Linked DNA regions of Homo sapiens: region 1 is linked to region 2. A link is a loop called in an ENCODE intact Hi-C map of the cell type or tissue named here. Cell type or tissue: Caco-2. All regions are shown on one strand. Links, peaks and the distances in the headings refer to the core of each region. The heading gives the core; the rest is flanking DNA.

Evidence for each region. Peaks named below come from ENCODE experiments on the same cell type or tissue, not always from the same donor. Only the 100,000 strongest peaks of a DNase experiment are listed, where the experiment ranks them.
Region 1: a loop joins it to region 2, with 7 times the contacts of the local background. A loop is called at or near these places in 13 of 110 quality-filtered maps.

The regions. Positions count from the first base shown.
Region 1 is chr18:48,458,584-48,474,803 of GRCh38, forward strand. No RefSeq gene overlaps it. Among named protein-coding and RNA genes, the nearest start is that of ZBTB7C, 57 kb to the left of the region's middle. In Caco-2, for the core only: no CTCF peak of the experiment used is centred there; a DNase peak (open chromatin) is centred at 6,826.
Region 2 is chr18:48,022,150-48,038,369 of GRCh38, forward strand. ZBTB7C (zinc finger and BTB domain containing 7C) reads right to left here. Exons shown (of 5, transcript NM_001318841.2): 5 at 4,523-7,762. The coding sequence ends at 7,111. Among named protein-coding and RNA genes, the nearest start is that of SMAD2, 100 kb to the left of the region's middle. In Caco-2, for the core only: no CTCF peak of the experiment used is centred there; a DNase peak (open chromatin) is centred at 9,062.

The DNA of each region.
Region 1 (16,220 bases), core at 4,279-9,278, 430 kb after region 2:
CGCCTCCCGGGTTCAAGTGATTCTCCTGCCTCAGCCTCCTGAGTAGCTGGGATTACAGGTGTCCAACACCATTCCCAGCTAATTTTTGTATTTTTAGTAGAGATGGGGTTTCACCATGTTGGCCAGGCTGGTCTCGAACTCCTGATCTCAAGTGATCCACCTGCCTCAGCCTCCCAAAGTGCTGGGATTACAGGCATGAGCTACCGTGCCTGGCTAAAATTAGACTTTTTAGAACAGTATACAACATTGGGTTGTGTGAAACTTCAAATTTATTGTGTTGAAACTAAACTCCTCTTATTGCCAAATTAGAACATTATTGTTCACATTGGCAAAGAAATCCACACTTTCACAAAACAGTTTTCTACCAGGCTTCTTGAAACATGAGCTCTTCCATATTTTTCAGGACCAGAGCTATTACATAAAACTGGGCACACATGAGTGCTTGCATGGACAATGTTAGCACACTTAAGTTCCAATTTATAATGTGTAAAGCCCCAAATTGGAGCTGGCTAGATAGTCTGTGAGGCAAGTCTTAATGGGTAACATGAACCTGCTTTGTCCATGTTATCCTGTGTCTGACACAGCATCATGTGTCTGACACAGACTTTGGCTTTCTGGGGTCACCATCCCTGGCTTCCTTCCCACATTTCTGCCTGAACCATGCTGCTGCCACTGCTTGTAACAACTTCCCCATGCTGGCAAGAATCTAGATTAGGCACAAGCCTACATGACCAACACATACCATTTGCCACACCAAGTTGTCCTCTGTTCCTAGACTTGGCTAAATTGCTACACTTAGATCATGGCCTCTAGCTTTCTGAGTACCTGCTATGGAGCAAAATAATGTAAGATAAGAGTGTTAGCACCCGCTAAGAAATGGAAGACAAAATAGAGCTACAAAATAAATGTCTCTTCATTTCTCCCTTCTGTGGATAACTCTGAGAACTGGCTTCTCCTTGAAATTCTAGAGAAAATCCACCATGCAGCATGAACACACATGCCAATTGAATCACATGCCTCCTCATGGTTAATCATGAAGCAGTGGCCAGCACAGTAACACACTGCATTGTTTTACATGTATCTTTGCCTCACTTCCCTTTTTTTTCCACGCTTATTTCCCTGTTCTTATGCCTTGCAAATACAGTGTCAGCACTTTAATCCTTGCTTAAAGCTCTGCATCCAAGAGTGATTCTAGAAAACAATTATCAGGATGGAATTATGAGTTGAATGTCCCATTTGTCTTAAAGTAATAGGTATTCCATTGCTGGTAGTACATGGCCAGTAACAACTCCTTGGCATTTGGTAGACTTGTGATTTTTTCAATTTTCACTGTAGTTAATTGGGATAAAGTGCAGGTCAGGCATAAGACAAGGCATTGGAAGATTAAGTGGCCACGGCCTTCAACCAGTATAGAAGCTGACATGGTTTGGGTGTGTCCCCACCCAAATCTCATCTTGAATTCCCACATGTTGTAGGAGGGGCCTGGTGGGAGGAATTGAATCATAGGGGCAGTTCTTTCCCATGCTGTTCTCATGATAGTGAACAACTGTCACAAGATCTGATGGTTTTAAAAAGTGGGGTTTCTCTGCGCAAGCCCTCTTCGCTTGTCTGCCACCATGTGAGATATGCCTTTCACCTTCCGCCATGATTGTGAGGCTTCACCAGGCACCTGGAACTGTAAGTTGATTAAACTTCTTTTTTTTGTAAACTGTCCAACCTCGGGTATGTCTTTATCAGCAGTATGAAAATGGACTAATACAGAAGCAATGTCACCTATGAGGCTTTTGGACTAGGATGGCTACTAATGGCAGCACTAAAGACATTTAAATAAATGATAGGGTCAAGGAAGTTGATTAATGGCTCTAAAAGCCAGGTGACTTCTATGGCAATATTAAAGGAGGTCTTTGTTTCCTGCAACATCAGGGAAAACTGTGTGAAAATCAGGTTCAGAATCTGATTCTAAGGGTTTTGGAGCTGCCATGAAGATGAAATGCATAGCCTTGGCAAGTATGCTATGTCAAGTTAGGGTCCTGATAGGGAAAATGTAGAAATCTCAGACTTGGGATGGAGACAATTAGGTGGATGAAGCTGAGCATCTAGAAACTCCAAATTCCTGTAAGCCCTCCTTCCCCAAAGATGTGACACCTTCACCTTTGCCAGAGAAGACTAGACTCTACTTGCTGGTTGTACAGTATAATAATCTCACCTGAAGCAGTGGCTTCCCAAGGTGATGCCCGTCCTCCTCAAGAAAAGCTAACCTTCACCACCTCTCATTCTCTCCAGACTGAGAGCCAGAGGCAGGTCTCAGCAAGCTCAAGTGCAGATGCAAAATCCTGTTTCAGGGTGAAACTGTCTAGATAAGAAAAGAGTTACAAACCCTAGCAAGAACTGCTGAACATAAAGTGAATATTGAGGGTAGTAGCCCAAAGAGGGGAGGCGAATACAGAGCTGGATAGTAGGGTATTTGTTGACATGGGATAACTCATTTATGACTCATAATTTAGTTTTGTATCAAGAACACATGGATAGTTTGCCAGGATGGATATCTGAGGCCTTGACTCCACAAGGAACTACAGAAAAAAAGTGGAGACCACAGAAATACTTTGGCATAGTGTTGAGGAAGAGAATAGAAGGCTCAGGGAACTGGGAATATTATACAGGGACTTCTTATGTTTAGACCAAGAACCTACTACCCAGAGGGCATACTTTTCACTCAGACATTAGAAAGCGCATTGGTGAGCAAGATACCAGCATCTTGGAGAAGCTCAGTGGTGGCTTTCAAAGGCACACACTGCAAACATAATTACTTGATAGGCAGCAAGCCAGAGTGGTAGGTTCAGTCAGAGTGCTTTGGTTCACAGGGCTATGACAGTAATTAATAGATTACAGAGTCCAAGGAGTGAGTTGCGTAGACAACCAATTAGGGTGCTATTGGGTTTATACAAACAAGAAAATATCTCAATCTGGCAAATGAAGACTGACATTAACCACTGCAAAGGAAAATTGTGGCCTATGCCTCAAAGTCAGTTCACAGACCCAGAGCCCATTATGAATGGAATTCTAGAACCCTAAGTGCTGACAAAAGTCATTCTCACAGAAGATCCAGTGCATCTGCAAACCCACCCTGTGGTTATTTCCCCAGTGCCCAAATATATAGTTAGGATAGATATAATTAGCATATACTTACCAGCTGGTAGATCCCTTACAGTAGTGGCCTGATTTGTGGAGTGAGAACTATTATGAGAAGAAATGGAAGCCCTTGAAAGGCCAAATGGAAGCTCTTGACATTTTCCTATCCCCAATACTAGCCTCCAAGAAAAATTAGAAGCAATGCCACATTTCTGGAGGAATTTTAGAGATTAGCATTACCATTCAAGATATGAGAGATGAAGGTATTGGTCCCTATTGTATTCCCAATCAGCTCACCTCTGGCAGTGGATACTGCAAGCTTAATACTCCATTTCAGCTGCTGGTCAAAATATAAATTTTTTATTTCTTTTTTTTTTTTAGAGATAAGGTCTAACTGTTACCTGGGCTGAACCCTTGGACTTCTAGGCTCAAGTGATTCTCTCACTTTCCAAGTAGCTGGGACTACAGGCACATGCCACCGGATATGGAGCTTTACTGGGGCAGATCAACACGGCCTCAGGCAATCCATCAGTAGAGTGAGACCAAAGAAGTTTACCTTTACTTAGCATATCTATATAGCAAACCTGCACATGTATCCCTGAACCCAGAATAAAAATTAAAAAATAAAATAAAATAAATGTAAAAGAGAGATCATATTCTTTTATTTGAGAAATACTAATCCATAATACTATCTTATATATTATCTGAACAATAAAACTATCATATAAATTTTTTTTAAAGAGAGACATCATGCTGCAGTTTCTTTAGATTTTGAAGACAACATAGTATAAACTTCTCTCCCAGTTCCCTGATGCCTCAGAAAGCCACCAGTGTTGAGTGTGGGCAGCAAATCCAAGCTGTGGTTCCAGGTATTCTGTTTCTCGGGCCATGTGACCAACAGATCCAGTGTGCTAGGGGCATCTGCAATGGATAAGGATGTGGCAGCCTTAAATAGAAGAGTCACAGCACAGAGCCCTCAGATTCTGGAATAAGGCCATGCACTACTGGAGAGAACCATCTTGTTTGGCAAGTAGCTCCTGGCATACTACTGGACCCTAGTGGAGACAGAGCAGCTGACCATGGGGCACCCTGTTACTATGCAGTCTGGTTTCCATTATGAGTTGGTGTTATCTAACCTATAGAGTCCTACTTTTGGAAACATGTAACAGTAATTTATCATGCAACAGAAGTGATACATTTGGATCTAACCTGTAGCAGGTCCAGAAAGATTAAGTAAATTATTTAAACAGATGGTCCAGACTCCCATTTCACCCCTCTCTGCTGCACTGCTGACTCCCAATCGATCCACACTTATAGCCTCCTGGGAGTACCCGACATCTCACTGAACTCAGTGTTGATTTAATGGGATTGTTGCTGCATTGTTGCCCCAAACAAAAGTGACCCTGAAGGATAATGGTAAGAGGTGGTTCTTCCAATGGGACAAGCTGGAACCAGTATACTTGATCATATGCTGTACGTGGAGGAAGGATGTGGCCTGAGGCATAGATGTGTACTCCTTCATGGTAGGATTAGATGGCTCAGCCAGCTGGCTAATGGCCTGGAAGGAACAGACTGGAAGATGAGAGTTGAGGAAATCTGGGAAAGCAGAATGCAGATAGACCTATGGAAGTGGGCACCAAGTGCATGGATAGATCTTTGGGTCACACATTAATGATGACTGAAGGCCATATACACATTTGAGGTTCTCAGTCACCATCTAGACAGGGTGGCCCATCCTGTGCGTTTGTCATCCAATCTCTCCCCTCAGATATCTCAGTATTTGTTCAATGTGTCTTTGAAGAGAGTGGTCAAGGTAACAAGGACACAGTTTACACAAAAGTCCTAAAACAGGGATTCTGATTTATTTACTGTGATTGCTGAGTACCCAACCTACTAGCAAAAAAGACCATTGCTGAGTCCTTGAAATGGCATCCTTCATCATGTACACCAGCTAGCAAACTGGTGACAAGTCAATGACATTGGAATGCTTCTGTGTTAGAGCAGACAGCAATGCATCTTTCCTAGAATTGACACCAGCTCCAGAGGGAGATTTTCTTTAGCGTGAGGCATTACCCACACACATACACACATACACACACACCAGCACATGGCATAATGCCCAGGATATTGTAACAATTTTTTGGAGAATAAATGAGTGAATAAATGAATGAATACTAGAAATAAGAGTGTGAGCCAAAGAGTGAAAGGCTTACATAAATTTGGGGAGATGAGTGACGCTTCTCTAGTCTCTTTTTCCTTATTCCTCAACCCAGGACATAGATCAAGCTCTTTACTGGGCCATGATAATCGCTGTTCATGTATATCCCCATCTGCAATCTCTCTCTGACAGCTCCTTCCCTCCAGGCTTAAACTATCACATCTCTCTTGTTGGTAAAGTACTCTGACAGATACTATTTTATTTTATCTTTACCACAATCTCATGAGATAGGGATGTGGAGAGGGATAGGTTCATCAATATCCATTTTCTCTTCTTCTTCCCGGACCCAGGGCTCAACGTTATTTCCCAATCTATTTGCCATTAGGTTAGGACTGGATTACCTAGTTCAGACAAATGGAAAGTGATGTGTGCCACTTCCAGGCCTGGCACATACAAATCTCTCATATGACTCTCCTTTCTGATCCATGGAGACCCTGAAAGCCACATTCTGAAGATGGCAGCTCCAAAAGATGGAAGGAAACTGGGTGCCTGAATGACTGCCTGGAGCAAAGGCCCCTGTCTGACTTGCATTGGACTTATGCATAAACAAGAAAGGTTTTTATCTTATTCAACCTCTGAGAGTTTGAGATTGTGACAACAGTTAGCCAAGCCTGAATAAGCAGAAAGACAGGAGTGAATTTTATTACAAAGAATGTACAGAAACTGAAACATCAAAAAGTGGAAAAAGTGTAAGTAATGAAAAATCACCTGGTTTATGGCCAAACACACCTAGAAATGGTTTCATGGTTCCATCACTTGCTGGCTGTGTGTCTTTAAGCACATCATTTAATATTTCTGAGCATCAGTTTTCGTATTTGTTAAATAAAGGGGAAAATATCTGTCTCGCAGTTTTATCATAAGAATGGTGATAATATTTATAAGGTGCCAGGGTGGCACACAGTAGGTGGCATACAGTAGGTTCTCAATGAACATCCACTCTCACTGTTGTTACATCAGAGATTCACATGGTTAATCATATCAGAGCTGGAGTCAGAGTCCCATTTTCTGAAGGCCAACCCAGAACAGCCTCTACTGTACACCGTATTTTTCCCCAGCCCTGCTTTATAGTTGAAACTTAATTATAAAGGAGTCCTCCTTAGCATTCATGTTTGTGAGAACAAGGCTGGGAACTTCTTGTGAACACTCTGCCTGCACATCTATGAAAGGCTGGGATTAGGTCCCCAGGGCACAACTGCAGTGGTGTGGCATGAGTCTAATTATAAGAGAATTCTACTGAATTTGGAATAAAGGTAATGAAGAAGTCACGAATAATGACCAAAGCTACAGTATTTCACTCTGCAGTTTTTAGATTCAAACTTTGCCTGTTTCTAAGACTATGTGAACCAGCTATGAACATAAAAATAAATAAATAAATAAATAAATAAATAAATAAATAAATAAATGCATTTCAAGAGTAAGTTTTTGCAGTCTCTATTCAACATCCTTTACTCCTGCATGAGTCTCACTGTGCCCTCTGGTGGTGGCTGTGAATTTAATTGGGTTTGTTTATTCCTAGACTCTAAAGGAGTGTTGGAAATTCTCATGCTGGAGCGTTGGAACTTCATCCTTGCAAAAGATTCTGGTAATCACATTTACATACACCAACTGTCCAGGGAAGATAAGGGTGACGGACCTTAGAGTGCTCTGCCTGGAGGTCACTGGAGAACGATGAGAGGCTCAGAAAGGTGTTGGCAGGAATGGAGAGGAGCAAGCATTTGAAGGGAGGATTTGGAAGTAGGCATGCATTAGAGAAAGGAGGCAAAACAATGAAAGAATAGGCTAGGAAATCTCTCCCAGACCACTGGCCACATCCAGGCTCTTGAAGGCTACTCTTCTCCCAAAAGGTACAAGAAGTACAAAACTCCAAGGGGCAATTTAAAGACAGCACCATTCATTTCTACCACACTGCAATTCCTCGCTCATCTGCCTCCATCCTTGCACCTGCCAGAGATGCTGGCCAGCAATTCCCAGGCAAAGGAAATGGTGCAGGTCATGATACCTGAAATCTCACAGCCACTGTTAGCATGACTGAGTTGCTCCCTGTAGAGATTCACATCTTAAGAGAAGACTCTTCTGGGCTCCAAAGCAGAGTGCAAGCAGTCCTAGGAAAATGTAACACCTTTTTGTTTTTGTTTTTTAAGACTTTTGGAAAAACTGGAATAAGCAAAGATAAGTGGCTTTCTGTGCTGCAGGACATCTTTGAGCCTTAAGTACAACTAATATGCTATGAGAGTTAGCTATGGAGAATTATAGAACAGCTTTTCCAGAATTTATTTGGGAATCATACTTACTTACAAGATGCTGTCCAGAACTCACTTGAGAAATACTTTCTTTTTTTTTTTTTTTGAGATGGAGTCTCGCTCTGTCGCCCAGGCTGGAGTGCAGTGGCGCCATCTCAGCTCACTGCAAGCTCCGCCTCCCGGGTTCACGCCATTCTCCTGCCTCAGCCTCCCGAGTAGCTGGGACTACAGGCGCCCGCCACTGCACCTGGCTAATTTTTTGTATTTTTAGTAGAGATGGGGTTTCACCATGTTAGCCAGGATGGTCTAGATCTCCTGACCTCATGATCCGCCCTCCTTGGCCTCCCAAAGTGCTGGGATTACAGGCATGAGCCACCGCGCCTGGCCGAGAAATACTTTCTAAAACAATGGTAAACTCATTCTTTTTAAGGTCCTGACTGCCAGAGGCAGGCCCTTGTGATAGTACTAGTCTAGGTTTCAAGATACCAGAGTTCCCCATTGGATCTTCCACTCTGTGAGTGCTTTTGGCTCGTTCTTTTCATTTCTTTGGGTTCCATTTCCTTTCCTGCAAACCAAGGAGTTTGGAGAGATCTGCAGTTTTCTCTGAGACAGAGAAACTCGGGGCTCCATGGAAGTACTCCATTGGTTCCACAACAGTCATGCAACATCCACAAATTACAAAAATGGGAACTCCTAGTCCATTCATTTCTTTTTACCTGTTTTACATTGAGGATTTACCAAATAGTTCATTTGAATAAAAGAGATTATTTGAACTGGGCATGGTGGCTCATACCTATAATCCCAAAATTTTGGGAGGCCAAAGCAGGATAATCACTTGAGGCCAGGAGTTCAAGACCAGACTAAGCAGCATAGCAAGACCCTGCCTCTCCAAAAAATAAAGAAAATTAGCCAGGCATGGTGGTGTGCATCTGAAGTCTCAGCTGTCTCAGCTATCCCAGCTACTCAGGAGGCCGAGGTGGGAGGATTGCTTGAGACCAGGAGTTCAAAGCTGCAGTGAGCCACGATGGCATCACTGCACTACAGCCTGGGAGAGAGACTGAGACCCTGTCTCTAAAAACAGTGTATTTGTGAAAACTGGTTGAACACCTCTAGGATATTTAGTCTCTAAGGGCAATTCCAGGTATACATAGTCATACAAGTGTATGAACTAGGATTCAGTTAAAGCAGTCTGGAATGACAGATTTTCCCAGGGTGGGCGGTTGCTGCCGTTGCTGGCTGTGTTGCGTGACCAGGTCACAAGACTTCAGGGGAATTTTTGGACCACCCAGGTCACTCAGCTATTGGGCATAACAAAAAAAAGAATGATGTGACTACACTGGAAATGGTTACAGGACACATTTTGGCAGCGTAAGAGAGGAGAAAGCATCAACTGAGAGCTGCTTGTGGAGAGCAGAAAGTCAGTCCGGAAGACCCAGTCAGAACTCCTAGGGAGGGAACGCAGCCATTTTGTGTTGGTGATTTGTAGGTACTAACAAAGAAATAAAGAGACCTGGCTTTGTCAACTCTTATGAGTTAAATTCTGTCCTGCTCAAATTCATATGTTGAATTCTGAACTCCCACTACCTCAGAATGTGACTTATTTGGAGACATGATTTTTACAAAAGGAATCAAGTTAAAATAAAGTCATTAGGATGGGCCCTAATCCAATAGGACTGGTGTCCCTATAAAAAGGGGAAATCTGGGCCAGGCACGGTGGCTCAAGCCTGTAATCCAGCACTTTGGGAGGCCAGGGCAGGCAGATCACTTGAGGTCAGGAGTTCAAGGCCAGCCTGGCCAACATGGTGAAACCCCCTCTCTGCCAAAAAATACAAAAATTAGGTGAGTGTGGTGGTGTGTGTCTCTAATCCCAGCTACATGGGAGGCTGAGGCAGGAGAATCGCTTGAACCTGGGAGGTGGAGGTTGTAGTGAGCTGAGATCATGCCATTGCTCTGCAGCCTGGGCGACAGAGCAAGACTCCATATCAAAAAAAAAGATTGTAAAAAAAGTGTGTGTGTGGGAGTATCTGGAAAAAACATGCAGAAAGGAAAATGATGTGAAGAGACCCAGAGAAGATGGCCCCTGACAAACAAAAGGGAGAGGCCTGGAACAGAGCCTTCCCTCACAGCCCTCAGGAGGAACCCAAATCCAGCCGACACAGTGATTTCAGACTTCTAGCTCTAGAGCTGTGAGACAATACATTACTATGTTGACGCCACCCAGTTTGTGGTGCTTTGTTACAACAGCCCCAGCCACTGCTATCCCAGCCCTGGGAATAGCATGAAGGGGAGCCACTCTAGGTTGCAGAAGGGGAGAAAATCTAACCCAGGGGGCCTGTGGCTGAAGCTGCCTCTCCCTGGGCTACTGCAGCAAGCTTCTTCCTGTTCCATCTGCTGCTCAGTGCTCCTGCCCAGCCCACAGTGTTATCAAACAATCTTTGCCAAGTAGCCCCCTTTCCTGCCACTTGGTTTCCCATGTACCTACAGGAATGCATTGCCACTTTTTCAGATGCTCCATGGGTAGGGCGCAGTGCTGTACCAGGCAGCTGCCATCTCCACCGCTAGCTCTTCGAAAAAAACTGCAAAATGGATACACTTAAGTCTAGGCTGTTCTACTTTCTTCCATCCTCTGAATTATTAGTGCCCAGGCCCCACCTGAAATCAATTAAATTACAATCTCTTAGGTGTATTTTAGAAACCACCACTCCCCTCCAAAGAATTCTAAGATGTAGTCAGGATTAGGAAACATTTCTAGATACTCCTGCTCCTCAAGTCAGCCCTCTCCAGCTTTGAACCACGCTTCAAAAATATTTCTTCTTCATCGGCATCCAAACTCTCATTCCCTCAGTGACGTTACATTCAGCTATAAGGAAGGCAATTTGATTAATATATGCTGATCCTTCAAAGATGTATTATCCCTGCCGGGCTGGCTGGCTCTAATCCCAGCACTTTGGGAGGCCGAGTTGGGCAGATTTGAGTCAGGAGTTCGAGACCAGCCCAGCCAACATGATGAAAGCCTGTCTCTACCAAAAAAATATAAAAATTAGCTGGGTGTGGTGGTGGGCACCTGTAATCCCAGCTACATGGGAGGCTGAGGCAGGAGAATTGCCTGAACCCGGGAGGCAGAGGTTGCAGTGAGCTGAGATGGCACCAGTGCACTCCAGCCTGGGTGACAGAGGAAACCCTGTGTTAAAAAAGAAAGAAAAAAAGAGAGAGAAAGAAGAAAGAAAGAGAGAAAGACAAGAAAAGAAAAGAAAAGGAAAGAAAGGAAGGAAAGAAAGAGATGTATTATTCCAATCAATATTCCTGGGGGAGAGTTACCACCACAAAAAGATAATACTTAGGCAAATTAACCCTAAATTGGAAGTATCACAACATATTTTGATCCAAGAACCCCAGATGTACTATGTTAAATACTCCTTCTTTCCTGCTGTGTCTCGTTTGTATGCTGGACCAGATAGAGAACAGGAATGTGTAACACTATTTTCATTCCATTCCAACAACAAAAAATATCAAGCATTTCCTACTGCTCTGACACTAAATAATTACAAAAGACACAACCATGTACAGAGATGTCGTCTCTACCTCCAAGGAAAACACAATCTAGAAAATAGGTATCATGGGCCGGGCGCGGTGGCTCACGCCTGTAATCCCAGCACTTTGGGAGGCCGAGGCGGGCGGATCACGAGGTCAGGAGATCGAGACCATCCCGGCTAAAACGGTGAAACCCCGTCTCTACTAAAAATACAAAAAATTAGCCGGGCGTAGTGGCGGGCGCCTGTAGTCCCAGCTACTTGGGAGGCTGAGGCAGGAGAATGGCGTGAACCCGGGAGGCGGAGCTTGCAGTGAGCCGAGATTGCGCCACTGCACTCCAGCCTGGGCGACAGAGCGAGACTCCGTCTCAAAAAAAAAAAAAAAAAAAAGAAAATAGGTATCATGGGTCTAAAAGGAAACCAAAACTGAAATGAACCAATCTTTAAAAATAAAGCAACATAAGAGCCTTATCTACCAAAATCTGTGGACTTCAGCCAAAACGGAATTTAAAGATAAATTCATAGCCTTAAAATCTATATATTAGGGCCTTAGAAAGAAAATCAACTAAGAATCCAACTCAAGGGCAATGTGGTCATGGTGGCAGTAGGTTTCCCAATCTCCCTATAACCTCTCCTGACAACCAAGTAGAGCAGATAGGATGCAGCCCCCCAAAAACCCACCACCTCAGCCAACAACAACAAAAATCCCACCTCTAACCTCTAACCTCTTCAACCAAATTAGGTGACAGGAGACCTATCAAACCTGAGGACATGGACAAATACGCCAAACCAGCAACAACAGGACTTGGTCACAAAAATAAAAAAGTCACCCACAAATTCTCACCCCCAAAAGATGAAGACAACACCCTGATCAGAGCTGAGCGCATCCTGAGCAGGGAAGAGGAGTCCCAGGGGCTCACAGTGAAGATAACTGGGCCTGGATCTGGGTGGAGCAGAGAGGGTGGAACAGTTTAAATTCCTGAGAGTCTCAGAAATATCCGGCAAACAATTCATTCCAGAAGGAAAGAGCTGCAGTCTGAGGGAAAATTACTGGAAACAGAAACCACATTGAGTGGGGCTCAATTTGAGTAAGTGAAAGAGAAAGCATAGATCACAGGGGAGGAGGGTCCTGGGGAAGAAGGTCTCTGTAAATACTGCAGCATCAATATTTACCATGTGAAGCAGCATGGCATGGAAGGCCAAACCTAGGGTGCCCAAGAGCCGGGGCTGGGGCTGGAGGCAGGAAATCCTGAACCCGGCTCATGTCAAAGAGACAAAGAAATGGCTACAGAGACAGGCCTAATTTTGAGTCATTCATGGTGTCAACAGAGTAGGTGGCATCAAGTCATGAGCTAAGGATGCTGCCCTTGCCCATCCCTCCCCAAACTCTCCTGTTCCCCAGAGAATCTTCTCAGTTCCAGATATAACTCTCCTTGCCCCATTGTGTAGCTGCAAACCAGTTTCCCCCGGTAACTGGAATTAATCGCTCCTGTCAGTAGAAAAAAACGAAAGCTGAAATCCTTGTTCTTCTAATTGGTACCATAGTATAAATAGCCCAAAATAGCTGGAGGGCATTCTCATCTTCCAATCAATGATCCTACCGATGTGTCCCCTGATATAAGCATTCTCCCATTCAGACCTAAGACTTCCAAACCAACAAAGCTCCAAGTTGCCAGGATGGGAAGCAAAAATTCTATAAGTGGGTGACTAGGTGTAAGGGAGAGAGGAACCACTTCTACTTCTACCCTTTGATTTCCAGACTCGTGAGTTCTTGCCATGGAGAAGGCAATGTCATGTAATGATTTCTGATTCAAAGGACATACTGCACCTTGTGACACAGAACCCCATGGTTTCAGGACACTGCCTTCCAACTGGTGCTGCAACTGGGTCTTCAAGAAGCTATTCCACCTTTCAATAAGACCATTTATTTCCAGGCGATAGGGTATGTGGAAGTACCAATGAATCCCAAGAGCATTAACCCACTGCTGTACTTCCTTGGCTGAGAAACACATTCCTTAATCAGAATGCCCTTGAGAATGCTCTGAAGATGGATGGGGCATTCTTCTGTGAGCCTACTGGTGGTGAAGGGCAGGCATGGGCATCACAGGCAGGGAAACCAGATCCTTGTCCAGAATGTGTGCCTATCCCAGCAAGAACAATTGCTGTCCGATTCCAGGAGAGAAGAGGTCCAGTGTAATCAACCTGCCACGGGGTGGTTGACAGGTCCCCTCAGGGAGTGGTATATTGGGGGTTGGTGCTTATCTCTGCAGTTGGCAAGTTAAGCATTCACTTAGCTATAGCCAGGTCAGCCTTGGTAAGGGAACATCCACATTGTTGGGCTTATGCACAGCTCCATCTCCACTGCCATGACCAGTTTATCCCTGAGTCCATTGAGCAAGCCCTGGGGTGGCTGGGAAAAGATGTTGACTGACATTGATAGAGTGTATTATTTGGTCCTCCTGACTACTGAAAGTCTCCTCTGATCCGCAAACGATGTCTTTTGATGAGCAATCCCATGGGACAGAAAGATCTTCACAGTCTGCCCATGCTGAGTTCCATCCACATAACTTTCCCAGACTTCCTTGTCTCTAATCCTCCAGTCGTGTTCTTTCCAAGTACCCGACCATCCGATCAAACCATTTGCAATTACTCTTGAATCAGTATAAATCCATGATATAATGTGAATGTCTGTGTTTCCTCAAATTCATATGTTGAAGACCTAACCTTCAGTGTGGCTGCATTTGGAGACAGGGCCTCTAAGGAAGTAATTAAGGTTAAATGAAGTCAAAAGGGTGGGGCCCTGATCTGATAGGATTAGTGTCCTTATAAGAGGAGACACTAGACGTTTTCTCTCTGTCTGTCTGTCTCTCTCTCCACACACACGCATGCGTGCACACACACACACGCACGCGTGCACACACACACACACACACACACAGAGAGCAAGGAAAGTCCATGTGAGGACATAGTGAGAAGGTGGCCATCTGTACGGCAGGAAGAGGCCCCTGACCAGAAACTGAATCAGCTGGAACTTGAAATTTCAGCTTCTAGAACTGTGAGAAAATTAATTTCTGTGGCTTAAGCCACTTCATCTATGGTATTTCATTATGACATCCCAAGATGACTAAGACAGATTTTTGTGTTGAGAAGCAGGGAGTTGCCATAACAAATGCTAAAACTGTAGAAGTGGCTTTGGAACTGGCTCATGTGTAGAGGTTGGAGGAGTTTTGAGGTGCATGCTAGGAAAAGCCTAGATTGCCTTAAAAGGACTGTCGGTAGAAATACAGCTGCTAAAGGTAATACTGGTGAGGTTTCAGCTGAAAATGAGAAAGAGTTTATTGGAAATTGGAGGAAAGGTGATTCTTGTTACAAAGTGGCAAAGAACCTGGCTGAATTTTGTTCTAGTGTTTTGTTGAAGGTAGAACTTACAAGCAATGAAACTGGATGTTTAGCTGAGGGCATTGCTAAGCAAAATGTTAAAGGAGTCGTTTGGTTTCTCTTTATTGCTTATAGTAAAATGAGAGAGAAGAGAGAAATTGAAAAAAATTGTTAATCAAAAAGGACCCAGAGCTTGGGCCCGGCGCAGTGGCTCATGCCTGTAATCCCAGCACTTTGGGAGACCGAGGCAGGCGGATCACGAGGTCAGGAGATTGAGACCATTCTGGTTAACACGGTGAAACCCTGTCTTTACTAAAAATACAAAAAAAAAAAAAAATTAGCCAGGCGTGGTGGCAGGCGCCTGTAGTCCCAGCTACTTGAGAGGCTGAGGCAGGAGAATGGTGTGAACCCAGGAGGCGGAGCTTGCAGTGAGCCAAGATTGCACCACTGCACTCCAGCCTGGGTGACAGAGCAAGACTCTGTCTCAAAAGACTGAAAAAAAAAAAAAAAAAAAAAGGGACCCAGAGCTTGAAGATTTGGAAAATTCTCAGCCTATGCATATTGGAAAAACAAAAAATGAAGAAGCATTTTCACCTCTAAAGAGCACACTAAGGTTGTGGCTGGCCAAACATTTGATAAAGAGATCATGGGTGCAACACATGGATTTCGCTAGCCAGCTCATAAGAGCCAGGGATAGAAGTTAGGCACTGCCAGTTTGAACTAAAGGGGACAGAGAAAGTGAGACAGGTTGAAAAAAGGCTGTTGGATATTGCGATTCTACAGAGCAGGATGGTAGAACTATTCAGTTGAGAAATATGCTTTGTCCTTCAAGAAAAGGCAACAATGACCCTGAAGGCAATTCAGAGATCATCAGGGCTCCTATCACAGAACCAAGGGGTAAGGTTGGTTTCTTCTCAGTTTCAGTAGACCAGATGGCCACCACAGAGAGCTGTGCAGGTGAGGTTGCCACAGAGAGTGGTGAGGTGATGCTGCCACTCCAGTGGGCTGGGATGGGGGGTGGACAGAGCACTGAACCAAAGAGGATTATTCTCAACCCCTAAGATCTAATGGAATTTGCCTTGCTAGGTATTGAACTTGCTTGGGACCTGTCACCCCTTTCTTCTGATTTCTCCCTTCTGGAATGGGAATGTTCATCCTATGCCCTTTCCACCGTTATATTTTGGAAACACATAATAGTCGGGTTTCACAGGTTCATAGCTGGTGAGTAGTTTTGCTCACAATGAATTGTAGCTCGATTTTCATCCATACCTGATTTTGATGATATTTAGTTGAGATTTTGGTCTTTAGAACTAGAGTTGATGCTGGAATGAATTAAGACTTTTGGGACTGTTGGAATGGAATGAATGCATCTGCATGTAAGAAGGGCATGAACTTTGTGGGAGGCAGAAGTGGAATGAAATGAGCAGAATATCTGTATCCCCTCAAAATTAACATATTGAAACTCTACCCCAAATGTGATCGTATTTGGAGATGGGGTCTTTAGGAGATCATTAGCATTAGTTGGGGTCCTGAGGATGGGGCTCTCATGAGGAGACATCAAAGAGCTTGCTATCTCTCTTTCTCTCCCTGTACAAGCACAAGGAAGAGGTCACGTGAGCACCCAGAGAAACAGTAGCTACCTGCAAGACTAGAGAACAGTCTGCAGAATGAAACCTCCCTGGCTGGCACCTTGAGCTTGGACTTCCTGGCCTCTAGAACTTTGAG
Region 2 (16,220 bases), core at 6,243-11,242:
AGGAGGAAGACCGCCGGAATGTGCTTTGTCTAAATAGACTTCTGTTCCTAGTGGGAACAGTGGGCCTCATTCTGGTCCTCCACCTCAAAGAGGGCAGGGCGGCACCGTGGTCCGGGGGTTAGTGGCTCTGGGTTCCAGTCCTGGCTCTGGGGTTAGTGGCTCTGGGTTCCAGTTCCGGCTCTGCTAGAGCTTGCCTGGTGGCCTTATCCTCACCATTTTGCCACTTGGAGCTTCAGGCCTCTCATCTGCAGAATACGGCATGGCCATATCACGTTTTGAGGCCCCCCAGCATTAATGAAACTCTTCTTCTGTTGGAGAATTGACATCATGAATCTTTCCTTCTCAGGCCAGCGGAGCCAGGCGCTTGCTTTCCCAGGCAGCTGCGATCAGGTGGGGGCATGGGTCTTGGGCTCTTCCAAACAGATGCGCCAGCATTAGACTTCACGCTGCGGAGAGCAGTGTGAGGGAGTACAGAGTGTGGCACCCATTTTCCCAGGAGACACTGGTGGAGAGGGGGGCCACAAGACAGAGTCCCCATGCCCAGGGCCTGAGCTGCAACGATCTGACACAGTGTGGCTTGGGTGGTTCTGGGCTTCCTTGTTTCCAGGCCGTGTGCTACCCCTAGTCCACTTGGCGACTTTGTGCAAATTAGACGATTAGGCACCCCTTCAAGATGCTTTACTGCCCTCTGCTGGAAAATTCTTTAGTACACAAATGTACCAATCTGTCTAGGGTGTGAATGGCAGCCTCTAAATGTAGTGGTGTTGTGTAGTATGCAACCTGGACAACTGATCTTGGTGGCTCTGCCGGCCTGACTCTCTTCTGGCTTTTGTGAAAATTCTGAAAGAGACTTAATTTCCTATAGTAAATGCCTTTTCTACTTAAGCTAGCTGAAGTGGCTTCTGGTGTTTGACGAATAACTCCGACTGATACGAATAGGGATGCTGATACATGCCTCCTGGGGCTGAAACCAGATGACTCATGGAAGCAAGGGTCTCCAAGAAGGCATAAGGCACCTATGTTACTCAGAGGGTTTGTACTTCATTTATTAATTGTGAGAGGAACATGGGAAAATGATCTAATTCACGCTATCTTCCTTCCTTATTCTGGAAACCTATTTGTTTATTCTTTTGTTTTTGTTGTCAGGGTCAGCGTTCATGGTTAAAGACGGGAGCGCAAGGATGAAAATGTGAGTGTGCATTATACATATTCCAGCAGGGTGACCTGTGGGGAAAATGGCTTTGCCGGGTCTTGCTCATGCACTGTCGTGTCTCCTATTGTTACAAGGAGAGATGACATCAGCCTATGCACCATTTGTCCAGTGACTGAGTGTGTGTGTGTGAGTGTGTGTGTGTCTGGCTGCAGATAATGTGGCCAGGTTCCAGGTTTTCCAGGGCAAATTTGAGATGTTTTGTTTTTATATGTCAGGCCCTTTCTGGACCCATACGTTTTGGTTTAGGCCACGTGGGCACTGCCACTCAAGGTCATAGCAGCCCCTGCCTAGGGTGTGCCAAGGAGGAAAAAGGAGCAGGATCTCCCCAGGGAATCCTCCTTCCATCAATTTATGGAAATTCCTGTCTGACTCAGTCCTCAGCCTTCAAACCTGAAAGGAGCGAAAGGTCCCACATTCCCCATCCCTTTCTGAGCCAGGAAGTGGGATGAAGGAGGGATGGGCGGGAGCTGCGAGGCCAGTAACTGTTCAAGGGTGCAGTTTCAAGGCTCCTCTGCCCAGAGAAACCAGGCTTGTCTGCTGCTGGCAATCTGACAGTGCTTTGCCGAGGGGCCTTTCTTTCCACCTTGAATGAGGAGCAGGGTGGCAAAGGCCAGGAGAGGGAGCCATTGAATCACGTTCACATTTGATGACTCCTTTCAGGGCAGGTTTGGACAGAGGGGAGGGCAGAGAGAAAGGGTGTCTACACCCAGAGGGGTAGTTGTGTTAGGAAGAAGGACTTAGGAGCAGAGAAAAGGAGGACACAGGGGAGTTGGGGAGGGAAATTCACTGGATACAAACCTCCTCATTCTGGAATTTGTCCCAGGATGTCCCAGGTCCTTGGAGGTCCCTTGGCATGAGTGTTGCCTGGCACTTCCCTTCCATAGGGCCCCCCACACCCGCTGGCTCATGCTTCTAGCTGGGGCACTGACCCTGCTGCCCTTATGAAGTCCCAACTTCACCCATTCTCAGAGGGGAAGGGCCACGTACAGGGCACCCGGCTGTGCCCTGTTCCGGAAGTGCCCTTTACATGCTGGTTGCCTGTTCTGCAGTAAGCTCAGAGTTCCCTCAGGGAGGAAAAGCTGTCCAGGCCCCAGGAAAGGAGGAGTGGGGTCTGTAAAGGGCTCTGTTCTTCAGGAAGGGGCAGACTCTGGGTCAGATAAAGGCCTGAGATGAGGGTCTTATTTCCCATTGGGTCTTTACTGTTCTCTTGTCACATGTTTGGGGGCTCTAAATAAGAACCACGGCTTTTCTATGGAGTCCCCTTCTCTGGCCCCAACTTGCTGCAGGTGACTGGTTTAGGGAGAATGGGGTCAGCAGCCCTGGGCCACCACGCTGAGTTTTGTGAACCTGCCCAGTGCTTCTTTTTCACTCGTCACCCAACTCCTTCTGGCATGATTCTTCTTCCATGGTCATATGGTGGATATGTATTCACCTTTTCACAAATTAGATGGAAGGAACCCTAGAGACTCTCTTCTCCAGTATTCTTTTTTTTTGTTGATACAGGGTATATCGCTCTGTCACCCCAACTAGAGTACAGTGGTGTGATCACAGGTCACTGGAACCTCAAACTCCTGGCCTCAAGCAATCCAATCCTTCCTCCTCAACCTCCCAAAGTGCTGGGATTACAGGCCTGAGCCACTGCGCCAGGTCTCCAACATTCTTGAGAGGCAGTGTTGAACTCTTGTGCTGACTGAGAGCTCACTCCTTCACGAGGGACCTCGTTCCTCTTTAGGGCAACTCCAGATGTTAGGAAGTTCTCTTCCTTTTTTTGGGCACCCAGTTGCCTCCTGCAATCTCTCTCCTATTGGCTTGGGTTGGCCAAATTTTTGGTGAAAGTTTCCCCTCCCCAACACACCTGTTGAAGTCCCAAGGCCTGTTCATGTATTCCTTAAGACTTCTTCTCCAGGTAAGCTGCACAGGTTTCTTTGGCCTGTCTTCGGAGGCCTCATCCTCCTTCCTTCACTCCCTCTTCCCTCCACTGGAGGCTCCTTTGCTGTCAGGACCCCACCTCCCTTAGCACCTTGGGGTCCCAGGGTGCAGGTCACACATGGCCGGGCTCCATGGAATTCCCACCTGGCCAGGGCTAGAAGGAGATTTTACTCACAGGAGATCAGGAGCACCCAGGGGTCAAGGCCCACTGGGCCCAGTTCCCTTCCCCTTCTCCATCTTCACCTATGTCACTCAGTGGACACTGACCCCCAGAATGAGGACCACATGATCCTAGAATGGCCGAGCTGAGCAGAATCTTGACGAGCAGCTGGCCTTGCATTTCTTGCACTGGGCTATGCTTACCCCTGAGCCCTCAGCCATGGGCTGGGGCCTCCCAAAGCTGTAGGGTGGCCAAGGAACAGTTCGACTTCACTAGAAGATTCTGGGGAAAAGGCAAGTCACTTAACTGGCAAGTCGATCAAAACGATGTTTTTATATTAAGACAAATGTTATGTAATAGAATGCAGAAGCATGAATTTCAAAGCCAAAACAGGAGACTTCAGAGTTTTACACTACAGATAGGTTACTTTGGGCTATTTCTTTAGTGTTCTGCCCCCAATTTGCCAATCAGCTGGCCCCCTCTGCTGAGGGGTGTTTAGATGGAGAACTTCGAGAAGCTCTGATTACTCCATTTCCTTTATTACTAGAGGTGAGGGAAGGGAAGACCAGAGTGGAGGGGTGATTAGACTGAAGACACACAGCTTGGAGGAGTCTAAATTGGAAACCCGGATCTGTTCTTTTCTCTGTACCAAGAAACGCTGCATAGACGTTGCCTACTACAGCAAGAAAGGAATCAAAAATAGAAAAGAGGCTCTGGGTTGACCCTTGGTTTTCCAGAAATGCAATTCGAAGAACAGTGTTACCAAGAGTCTGGGCTGTGGGTTGTAAGTAGAGCTGACTCCATTCAATGACAGAAGTATATTCCTTTACCTTAGGTTCTTTTAGGATCTAATGTTCTTTGGGAAAGAGGCTCAGGTGAAGAAAGGAGGAGGCCGATGCCAGCACCGGGAAGTGAGAGGAAGGAGACCCAGATAGCAGCAGGGCCAGCCGGAGCCCATTCCGGATGCCAGGCTGGGGAACTGGCAGGACTTCCCTTGCTCACACATCCTGGGGTGTAGCTGCACACGTTTGTGAACACACGCACACACACGCACACCTCGCACTCAGGCCCACAGGTGCTGCAAAGCTTAAGATCCAACCATGCCTTACAAAGCTGGAATGTAAGAGACTACTGAGAATTGAGTTCTGCCCTCCCTACCATGCAACACCCCCAGATAACTGAAACGGCAATTGGAAGGGGGAATCAATCTCACCAGGTCATTAAGCAAGCATAGCTCACTTTTACTCAAAACACTGTCCTTTAAAGTATAAAATAAGGGTCAAAGGTTTTTTTTTTTTTCTTTGTTAAGGTGTCTTTGACATTATTTTAAGTTTATGACACCCAACAATTAAAAACCTTAAGACTGGCTTGTTGCTGTCCTGTGAACTTTCAGAAGTCACATCTCACAGAAGTGCAACTCTCAATATAATTTAATCAAGTCAATTAATACTGTTTAATAAATAGGCCAGAAAATTAGCTGAGAGTTTTTCTCGGCGGGATGTGGCGTGCGACCGAAGTTATGGAAGATTGTCCCTTGAATCACTAAGGCAAACTTTGTTGAGTGTCATTTTACGTAGAGCAATCACATAAAAAAAGAGTTATAAATAGAAAAAATTCCAAAGTTCTCCCACAGACAGACAGGGAAATTGAAACATCAAAAAAAAAAAAAAATTGAAGCAAAACAAAAACACAACCACCCCTCCCCCCACAACCCATTTGCTTCAAGTTCTTGATCATACAGTACTCAACATCTTTGGATATTTTACAATGTACAATTCCAAACTGCAGCCAAGAAAAAACAGAAAGAACTAACCAGTCATCTGAAAAATTGAGTTTATAAGAAGTCATCACCTTTACAAAATAAAAACAAAAGCCCCAACACCACTGGATTCCAATTTATTCATGTTTCCTTTTTTTTTTTTTTTCCTCTCTTTTAAAGTCTGGTTCAGCCCCAATCACTTGGCTGATGGGGGGGAACACGGGGGCACGTTGGCTGGTGGACATGGGCATGCTTCAGAGAAAAGTGTCTGAAACGAAGACAGGAATCTGAGAGGCGGCTGCCCAGGCAGATGACTTCTGAGAACAGAGGGTGTGTGTAGCAATCCTGCTGGCTGGAGTGGCATCCGGTGGTGTGAAGAATCAGGGGGTCTCTTCTGGAGAGTTGTGAGAGGGACAGAGTCTGTGCTCTTCTCTGGCCTTTTTGTTTGTTGTGTTTTTGCTCAGGAAAAAGCCAAGGCAACAGGAAGAGCTGAAGTCTCTTTGTGCCCATAGCACAGGGATTGGGGACTCCAGCCCTGGGCTCTCCCTGGGGACGAACCCTCCTCCTCTCTGGGCTGCTCAGAAACCAAAGCAAACTTGGCAAGAAAAGAGAGGGGAGGGAAGGAGAGAGAAGGTCAGGAAGGCACGGGGCCAGCAGAGCCTTCCTTTTCAGGACCTGCTGCAAATTCAAGAACCAGGAGAACATGTGACAACTCTAACTCACAGAGCCCTTCAAACCTCAGAGGCCTCCACCTCCCTGCACTGAGCCCTTTTGTCAAAAATGGGGAGCCAAATACTCCCACTTCATCCCCAGAGGGAGGAGGAAGGGGTTGAGGGGGTTCTCACACAGCAAAGGGGACCATCACTAGCAATGCCAAGGCCCTGAGGAACCCTCAACTCAAAAAACAAACAGATAAACCCTAGAAACCGGTGTTTTGTCTGTTGTCAGGAATCAGGATGAGGGGAGACTGTTGCCAGGTGTTAAGAGGTGGCCCCCATCTCTTCGATGTTGGCCCTGAGAGCCCCAAGACACTGCACAGCCTTGGAGGGGGCACTGGAGATGGGGGTAAACATTAAATAGCGCCCCCAGGAGTCCAGACATGAACAGCGGCCTGCAGGGAAGGTAGGGTAGCATTCTGAGTTCGCAGAGCTACCTGTGGGCTTTGCTGAAGCTCGGAAGCTCCCCTGATGACCTGATCTCTGTCTAGTCTGGCCATATTTCTCACCTATGCTAATATGCTAATATAGAGCTGGATGTGATAAAACTAAGTCCAGAAAGATAAACTGTTTCCCCATGGACTTGGGGAGTACAAAGCTTCTACCATCTCTGTGATTCTCTGGGGGGATAGGTGTGTATGTGTTTAGAGGTGGAGGGCGGAAACCTCAGTTACCAGCCCCTTCCATAGCCAGGTGACACTGAGCTACAGAGGGCTGACCTGTCAAGGTCACAGGACAGGTCAGGGAAGAAATGGCCCGGGCCTTCCAGAGCCTGGTTCCTGACTGGTTCCAGGAGGCCTCCCTGCCAACAGAGCATTTCTTTCTATGTGGCAGGTGGGTAGTTCTCAAAAAGACCCCGGGGCCACTGGAGACTGGAAAATGAGCCCTCAGAGGAGTGTTGGCAGAGACTTTGCCATAGGGGGTGGGGCTTAACCAAGGTGCATGCCCAGCCCCTACCTCCTCCTGCTGTGGCTGGCTGGGCACCAGGCCAACCACCCCCTGACCCCTCATGACTCACCCAGCTCCTAAGTGCCCCTGGGCACCCAGTTCTTTGTGGCATGGGCCGGTGCAAGTTTCTATATGAGAGCCAGAGAGACAGGGAGGGAGGCCCGGGCTCCTGGCCTTTTGGGAAAAGATGCCCGTCTCAGACCAGCAAAAGGAGGCAGCTGCTTTAGGAGCCCGGGAAAATGCCATCACTGATAGTATTATTATTATTTTCCCATTTTCCCTTTGTGTTTTTAAAATGAAAAGTTCAGATCCATGGGGTAGGGTAGAGTGGGCCTGGAGGGAGAAGGACTGGAGGGCTGGTGGGCTGGAGCCGACAGGGACCAGCCTAGTTGTTGGCTTCGGACATGGAGGCCACGTGGTTGAGGCCGGCGAGCCCAGGGAGGCCGGCCAGGCCGGCGGCCCAAGGGTCGGGCAGCGGGAAGTAGGGCCGCGCCGCCGCCACGTTCTCGGCCAGCGCGAAGGCCAGGAGGCCCCCCGCGTTCCTCTCAGCCTCCAGCTGCGCGCGCCCGAACAGCTTCATCTGTGTCTCCTCGAACTGCCGCTCCAGCTCTTGCAGGCTCAGGGCGCCCTTGGGCGCTGCCAGGAAGTGCTTGGCGGGGCTGGGGCCCGGGAGGCACACAGCTGCGCCGCCCAGGTGGCCGCCCACCTCGCCCAGCGCAGGGGGCATCACGAAGGCCGCCTTGTCGGGGGCCGGGCCGCCGGGCCCGAAGAGCAGGCTGGCGGCCCTCCACGCAGCAGGCTTGCGGCCGCGTCGGGGCCGTGCCATGCGGCAGCTCTGGCGCTTGATGTGGCGGTGCAGGTGGTCAGAGCGCGTGAAGCTCTTGTAGCAGAACTCGCACTGGTAGGGCCGCACGCCCGTGTGGATGCGCATGTGGTTCTTGAGGTCGTAGTTGTGCACGAACTTGGCGTTGCAGTGGATGCACAGGTAGGGCCGCTCCCCTGTGTGCTTCCGCATGTGGATTTTCAGCTTGTCCTGCCTGCAATGCAGAGACTGGGGGTCAGTCCCGCAGGGAACACCAGGAGCCATTCCTAACCTTTTGCTCCCCCTTTCTCCAGAACCAGCCGAGGCTCCCTACTGCCATGGAGTCAAACCCCAGAAATAGGTCTCATGCTAGATCTACCCTCAACTGCTGCCCCACCTTAGACAGGTATGGTTACTCACCTGGATTAAAGGGATGCGGAAAAAGCAGTGTCCTGAAAGCCCCACTCCCCCAAACTCCTTTTATACCCGAGCTCAGAGTCATGAAACTCCCACTCTATTAGGGGTTTATCTCACATACTGGGAAGATACTTCGCCAGAAGTCAGCATTTCTGACCTTAGTCCTCGGATAGTGCAGCGACTTCTGCTGATACTGGACTGCACTTTAATCTCATACCCACTCTCTCCAGGCAACCTTATGCTTTCCCTCCAGTTCATCTATATGCTTTGGCCCAAAGTCCCTGGTCCCATCCCAGCCCCCGGGCTATTGAGATCTGTCTGTGTTTGGCACTAATCTGGGAGGCTATAGAAGCTTGGGCACACCTTGTTCAAACCTCCTGCATGGTGGTTTCTTATCCTAAGCCTTGGGCTCTCCTCTTTGTCTGTAGACAATTTCAGGGTTTACAAAAGAGCCAGGTGCGAAAAGAATGCAGCCTAATCTAGGGCAAAACTTTGCAGGGTTTAAGTGGTATTATTCACAGGTAAGGTATGGTGTAGGGTGGGGGCGCCTGCACCTATTGGGGGTCTGGGAGCCTCTGCGCCAGCTGCAGACCCACCACCAACTTGCTGGTGACTTCAGGCAAGTTACTTAACCTCACTGCCCAGAGCTGAACCTGGTGCCAGACATCAATTCTCATTGTCCAGGGCTCATGGAAAGAACCTGGGTCTGTGTGAGCTAGATTCCACACACCTCCTGGTGGTCTTGACAGGAAAACTGATATCAGGGGGTTGTTTTCATAAACACTGAGCATTGGGTAAACCAGCTTAAGGTGGCTGAGGTATAGGCAGCTGGGCTGCAAGAATTCCTCTTGGGATAATTCGCAGCCTTCCCCAGTGGGGCCATAGGGGCCAGGAAGCTCTGTGTCTAGTCTCCTACTTCCTCCCTGCAGGTGTGGCTTGGGTGGAGCATCTGCCTATAATTTCAGGCTCTGCTTTGAGGTTAGAACAGATGTGGAGTCCAGGTGTCCTCCCTAAGATGGCCAGATTTAAACCCTGTTTAACGTAATCCTAGGACAGCAGGTGCAGGTCCTAGGCTCCTGGTGTCTCCTGGCCACTAGAGGTCTCACCAGCTCTCATTTTCAAAATGGTTCTCCAGGGGCAGAGCAGGAGAGAAAAGGACATTCCCATGAATACTGGCAGGCACTGTGAGAGGAGGATCAGAGAGGACAGATCCAGTCCTCCCACCTGTGCTCACAGGAAGGCTGGAGAGCCCCTGGGAGTGAGGAGAAGGGAAGTGGGGTCACCCTCTTCCCCTCCACATCCCACTGCTCCTGCCTTTTTTCAAACCCACCAGCCACCCCTAGGCTACATAGTACTCTGCTGTGATATCCCACCCCCTACCAGCATGCTGTGGTCTCTGTAACCCAGATTTCACCTAGATGATTGGATTTTTGAGGAGGAAGGGACTTCAGAGACCATTTAGGCCAGTGGGTCTCAAACTTAAGGATGCATTCGAACCATAATCAGGACTCAATAAAACAGTGCTGGGCCCTACTCCCAGAGAGTCTGATCAGTAGGTCTGGGATAGGGGAGAGGGACAAAGGATTTGCATTTCTAACCAGTTGCCACATGCTGGTGGTGGTGGTGGTCCGTGGACCCCACACTGAGAACCACCGGTCTAGGCAAAGCCTCCACTATGTAGGTGGGCAAACAGACCCAGCTGGGGAACTTGCCAAACTCACCCAGAGGGTCATGGCAGGCCCGGGAGTCAAGGCCTCTTTTCTCACCACAGCACTGTGACTGTGAAAATGGAAGTGTCGGGTGCCTGTACCCCTGGAGTGATGCAACTTCCCAGTCCTGAGGGATATGTCTTGGGCCTCCACAAATTCACCCAGGCTCTGATGGAAACACTGATGCTAGGTGGTCGGCTGGGCTCCCTCACCAGGCCTGGCAGAGGGCTCAGCTCAGAATCAGCTAAGCAGGGCTTTAAATGCATCATCTCATTACTCCTCACCACAACCTATGAGGTAGGTTTTTTTATTTTTATTTTTATTTTTTTGAGACAGAGTCTCACTCTGTTGCCCAGGCTGGAGTACAGTGGCATGATCTCGGCTCACTGTAACCTCCGCTTCCCAGGTTCAAGTGATTCTCCTGCCTCAGCCTCTCGAGTAGCTGGGATTACAGGCATGCACCACCACGCCCGGCTAATTTTTGTATTTTTTTAAGTAGAAACGGGCCTTCACCATGTTGGTCAGGCTGGTCTTGAACTCCTGACCTTGTGATCTGCCCACCTCGGCCTCCCAAAGTGTTAGGATTACAGGCGTGAGCCACTGTGCCCGGACAAGGTAGGTTTTTTTTTTTTTTTTTTTTTTTTTTTTTTGAGACGGAGTCTCGCTCTGTCACCCAGGCTGGAGTGCAGTGGTGCGATCTTGGCTCACTGCAAGCTCCGCATCCCGGGTTCACACAATTCTCCTGCCTCAGCCTCCTGAGTAGCTGGGACTACAGGTGCCCACCACTACGCCTGGCTAATTTTTTTTGTATTTTTAATAGAGACAGGGTTTCACCATATTAGCCAGGATGGTCTCGATCTCCTGACCTCGTGATCTGCCCACCCCAGCCTCCCAAAGCGCTGGGATTACAGGTGTGAGCCACCGCCCCTGGCCAGGTAGGTTTTTTTTAAGTCACTATTACACATAATTAGTAGCACTGACCCTTAGGGTCACTCTCAAACAATGGACAATATAAGTGGTAAATCTTCAAATGCCTCCCAAACTTCTCATTAGTGTATCTAAAAGAAGTCCCATTTTTGTGGCAATTGGTCCAAGGATGTAAGAAGTGCTGAGAAGGTGCCTACGATATCCTTTTATTGAACATCTGCTATGGGCAGGTAAATACATGACTTCATTGACCCTGGGAATTCATTATTCAGAGGCATATGGTATAGAGGTAGGGCCCCTCCAGGAGTCTGGGAGTCCCTGTTGTAGCTTCAGACCCACCACCAACTTGCTGGGTGGCTTTAGGCAAGTTATTTAACCTCTCTGTGCAGAGCTAAACCTAGGACCAGACATCACTTCCCATTGTCCAGGGCAGATGGAGAGAATCTGGGTTTGCGTGAGCTAGATTCAACACACTTGGTGTAATTTCCTCACTTGGACACAGGCAGAAAGGAGGCTCAAAGAAGTTAAGAGCTTCCCAAAGGTATACAGCTGGTGGGGGCAAAGGAACCTGGGGGGCTACCTGGCTGTGGTTTGTTTGTAAGCTATTCTGGGGATGAGAAAGGATGGATTTTCACAGCAGGGATTCCCAACCTGAGGCCTAAGAGGACTGCTGCAGAAAGGGCAGACCAGAACAATCAAGAGAGGGCACCGGTAGCCAGCTTTCTGCCTCTGTGGCCAGAAGACTGGGGTATGCCAATGGGAGGAACTCAGCCCTAGGCAGGAGCTTTCCCTAATGGAGACATTTGTGGGAATGGGGGCAAGGGGTGGGAAGAGTAGGCAAAGCTCATGATAAGCCAGTGCTGGAAAAAACTTCAGAGGATCATCTAGTTTACCAGGCATACTTTACCACATTCTGATTCATGGTCTGAGTCAGTGGGCCCAGTAAGTGACACTATTAGCAGTACACTTCTCAGGACCTTGAAAACACTGATCTAATTACTTCCAAGATAAGGAAAGAAAGGACCAAAGAGGGAATGGTGTTCTAGGGCCACACAGCCTCCTTCTTTACACTGACCTTTCCTGTGGATACTGTGACGTGCATTGGAGCTGGAGGTGGTGCCGGGCACACTCCAAGAACTAGATCAGTTCCCTTCCCTGGTCTGGGCCTTAGTTTCCTGATCTCTAAAATGCGGGTTGGGCTGCATCCTTGGGGCCTCTAGTGCTCCATGAGTGTATGCATCTGGGTAATGGGCTTCTGCCAAATCTCCTTCTGGAGTCTGTTTGGCTGGCTGGCTTCCTTGCTGCTTCACATATTCAATCTGCCTGTGGAAGCAGCGTGAGTTTAGCTGGAATATGTTCTAGCTGGAATCTCAAGAGCTGAGCTCTTAGTTACTTCTCTGTAGGAATGGAGGTCTGGCAGTTCCACTTAAAACTTCCCAAGGCCCCCTTGTCCAATGGCCTGTGTGCTCACTTACCCCTTAGCATGGCTTTCTGGGCTCTTCACAAGCTCACTGCCATCTCCTCTGCCAGCTTCCTGCCTGCCCCCCATGGTACGCTGCCCCACACTCTGGGCAACTCTGCATCTTTGAACACCTGCAGGTATGAACTGGACTGCCGGTCCCCCAGTGCACAGCCCACCACATTACAGGGTGGATGCCCTGTAAACCCTGGCTCCTTCCCCGTGTGTGCATGTCTTGTGCTTGGACACTGATGCTCTATCCTTAGGGCCCTCCCAGAAGGCCAAGCCCAGAGCCAGGGTGCCCCTTCCTCCCAGCCCTCTTCCTCCCAGCCCTCCTCCTCCCAGCACTCCTCCCTGCACGTGGCATGGAGTTCTGGTACCTGCTTTGATGAGAACCTGTGGGATGCTCTTTCGTACTCTGCACAACACACAACACTGAATGTAGATAGAGAGGAGGCTCACTGCGCGTTTGGTGACTGACTAGTGGTGCCAATTTCAGAACTCTCCGACTACAAATCCAACATGCTCCCCTCTGGCCCTGGTCCCCTTGTCTGCCATCTCGTTCCATCTCTCTGCATCAGGGACAGCCAAGGACATATGCACCCAAGCCTCGGTCTACATGCCTCCTTTCAGCCTGGAGAGCTCATCGTCGGGAAAGTCATGTGAGTCCTCATGAGCTCATTCCCAGAATCAAAGAAAAGGGCTGTGGGGCCTTGGCCTGAGGTCTGTGGCCTCCAGAAAGGCTCCCAATCAGGATAATGCTTTCCCAGCAGCCTCTACCTGGACTTCTTGTAACCCGATGGTTTGAGACACACTCTTCCTGCTACCACTGCTAATGCCATTACATTATCTTAATAGGGTTCCCAGAGCTGCCAGGAGTGGGAGGACTACAAAGAAAATAGAGGGAAGACAAAAGCCAGGCTGCTGGCTTATCTGGAGAGCAGGCAGCTGTGGGGGCACAAAGGTGGTCAGCATTCGGCTGGCACTGGAGGAGGCAGGTGGAGACTAAAAGGCACAGCCTTCGGGGTTCAGCGGAACTGGAAAGCGTGCCTTGTCAGAGAGTGACTGCGGTGCAGAGGTCGTCCATCCCCACCCAGGACGGTGTGCTCTATGGGACCTCTGCTGTCTCTGGGCCAGTCTGTTTTCATTTTGCAGTTTCTTGCCTTCACTACTGTCCCCATCAGGCATGGCTGGGGCATCTCTGGGAGCCAGGCTGTGACAGGATGCAGGGGCTCCAGGAGGGAGACCAGCCAGCCATGCTCTCTAGGAGCTACTAACAGAAGGGCTGGGGGAGGCAAGGGGCAAGTCTCTATGGCCTGCAATCAAGGACCCATGTGGTGGGAATTAAGAGGCGGAAGATGCACAGGCTTTCACAGGGCCCAGGGCCAGGCCCAGTTGGCAGTGATGGCTGCAGATGGGGCAAAAAGGTGTGCGGGGGCCACCTGGACCTGGGATGTCCGTGGGCAGGGAAAATACCCACCAAGCATAGCAGTGTCCCTGTGCATGAAGACAAATGCTTTATCTTCCTGAGATCACATGCTCCCTGTTCTTCTAGGCCCTTCCTAGGCATCACCTCTGGCCGAAGCCTGCCATCCTAACCTTTGGCTCCTGGCTTCCAGACTTTCTGGGAAGAGAAGGGAAAGGATTCCTGATGAAGAGGATCTAAGGTAATCTTGGTCCAGACTGCCTCTGCCCTATGACCTGGAGCTGTTTCTGTGTCCCAAGTCAGACCTGAAAGGGACAGGAGCTGCCTCTGTGGCCAGCACAGGCACAAGCCTTTCCCAGGAGGAAAACGGTGTCTTTGAACTAAACCGAGGGAGTGCACAGGCAAAGGGAGCCCAAGTGGCTATGGGGTGACCAGAGCTAGGAAGGGACAGCATGGGGCCAAAGAAATAGTTTGGTTGATGCCGTTGAGGCCCTGCCTAGGGAGATTTCATATTTGGAACAGATCAGTGGTGGGACACCTGGTAGGACTGGCTGGAATCTAGAGCTGCCTCAGAGGTGAGGTTCCTGACACCAAAGAACAGACAATACCATTGTGGGGCGGCCTCTGTCCCTCCTCTCTAGACCCACAGAATGACAGCAGCAGGCAGGGCCTTAGGGGTGAAGGGGCTCTGCTGGAAGGATTCCCATGTCCTCCCCCTGGGTTGTGGCTGCTGAGGTCATTAGTACGTCCCCGTGGGGTGTGGACATTCTGGGAGCTGGCATCTGGGAGGCTGTGACTCAGAGCCTGGGCTGAAGGGCTACCATGCAGGGGAAGGGCAGGCCTCTCCAGCACCCCATGGGGTGGGGCGGGGAGGGTGTCACAAGACCCTGAGCTCTTCCCAACATCAAGGAGGGAGGAAATGGGGCTTTGCCAGGGCAGAAGCTCAGCTGTGATGAAGGAAAGACTCGGGTTCCAGAAGGGGAAATGGAAATCATGTCCGAGAGAAGGACCTGAGGGCAGCATGTCTGGGTCCTTGCTGCGGGGACAAGAGTGACATGACAGGGCCCAGTCTCAGGAAGTGGCGTGGCCTTGGAAGGGAGTCTGGGAATTCTGCGTCAACGAGGCAGCCGTCTCTGCTCTAAGTGGCTGCTGAAGAGCTTCCAGGTGGAAGGGGCAGGTGTTAGGAATCGCGTTGGGGAATTCAGCCAAAAATAAGGTCCCCGTGGAAAGGCTGCAGGGAGCCTTGGCCACAGGGAGAATTACAGGAAAACCTCAACCTGGACAGACCACGCTTGGGGCTCTTCAAGCACGGAAAAGAATCCTTGCCGGGCAGTTCCAGAGATGGGGTGAGAAGCAAAGGCCCAGTGATTCTGAAGAATGTGAGGGGGAGGAGAGTGGGGAGTGTCCCACAAGGACAGCCACAGCCCACAGTGAGCAATAAAGCCTCTGAAGGGAGGCAGGCTGGAGCCATCTCCTCCACCCTGCCTTTCCCCAGCTCGGGGTTTCTCTCCTCCTGGGAAGAGAAGGACCCAAGAGCTTGTCTGATCTTTTTCGGGAGGGTCAGAGACCAGTGGGAACAAGTGGTGGGGGTGCTGAGGGGGCTGCAATGCAGCAGCTTCAGCTGGAGACAGGCCTGGGGCCAGATGGCCGTCATTCTGGAGCAGGAGGAACCCAAGGCCAGATGGCTGGATGACCAGAGCTGCCCCACTGCCTATCATCTGGCTGGGAGTGGGGACTGCAGACAGAGAGGCCACCCCAAGTGACCATCAGGAATGTGCTGGGAGGGAGGAACCTGGAATGTCACCCTCCTATACAACACAGCACTGCTGCCCAAACCAGGACGCCCACTCCCAGAGAATGTCCCAGGGTCCAGAGGGTGAGAAGTCTGTCTGCAGTGACTACGCACGGTTAAAACCTTCCCTTAAAACAGGGTGCACAGACTGTCCAGACCTGGCGTGGACCTCACAGAAGGCTGTGCGTGGGGAAGGCCCAGAGGAAAGGGAGTGGGGAAGAAGGGAGATGGGGTCTCAGGGTGCCAGCAGGGCCACCGTGCGATATCCTGAGACACAGATAGATCCTTTTGGAATTGGAGTCACCAGCCTCGGTCTCCCCTGAAGGGAGAGGTGCTCCTGTTAGCCATCTGCCAAGGGGGCAGGCATGGGCAGTTAGGGAGGCAGAGCCTGCGTTGGCAGGAGAGGGCGCTCCAGGCTGATAACATGGCTGGCTTTCCTGATCTGGCCTGTGAAGAGCTTCCTGGCATCCTTAAAGTCATATGCAGGGGCTGGGACTCTCGGGCTGAAGCCAGGCCCCCCGTGAAGATGGGTGAGCTGTACTTGAATCTGGCTTTCACACGGTGCTCTGGCTTATCTCCCTCGGTATTCCTGTGCTTTTGCCAAGCCTTGTTCAGGTGTTCTGCCTGGTTCTGTGGGGCTAAGGTGAATTCAGGAGGAGGTAGGGGGCAGCATCACCCACGGTGGCATTGGGGTGGCAGGGCTGTCACTGAGGGACATCCAAGGGGAGGTGAATCTCAGGAACCTTGGGTCCATCTGCTCTGGGGAGTAACAGGAGCAGGGCGCCCTGCTGTCAGCATTGCCGGGTGGCTGGCCTAGCTCACTGCTAAGGGCAAGGGAACACATCCTGGGTCTGTGAGGCCCTTCCCCTCTGCTCCTGCAGATTCTCCCTCTACTGTCACTGGAAGCACCTGGGACAGATGCTGTCTGGGGTTCCCCTCACAGAAGCAGCTGTGAGCAGGACC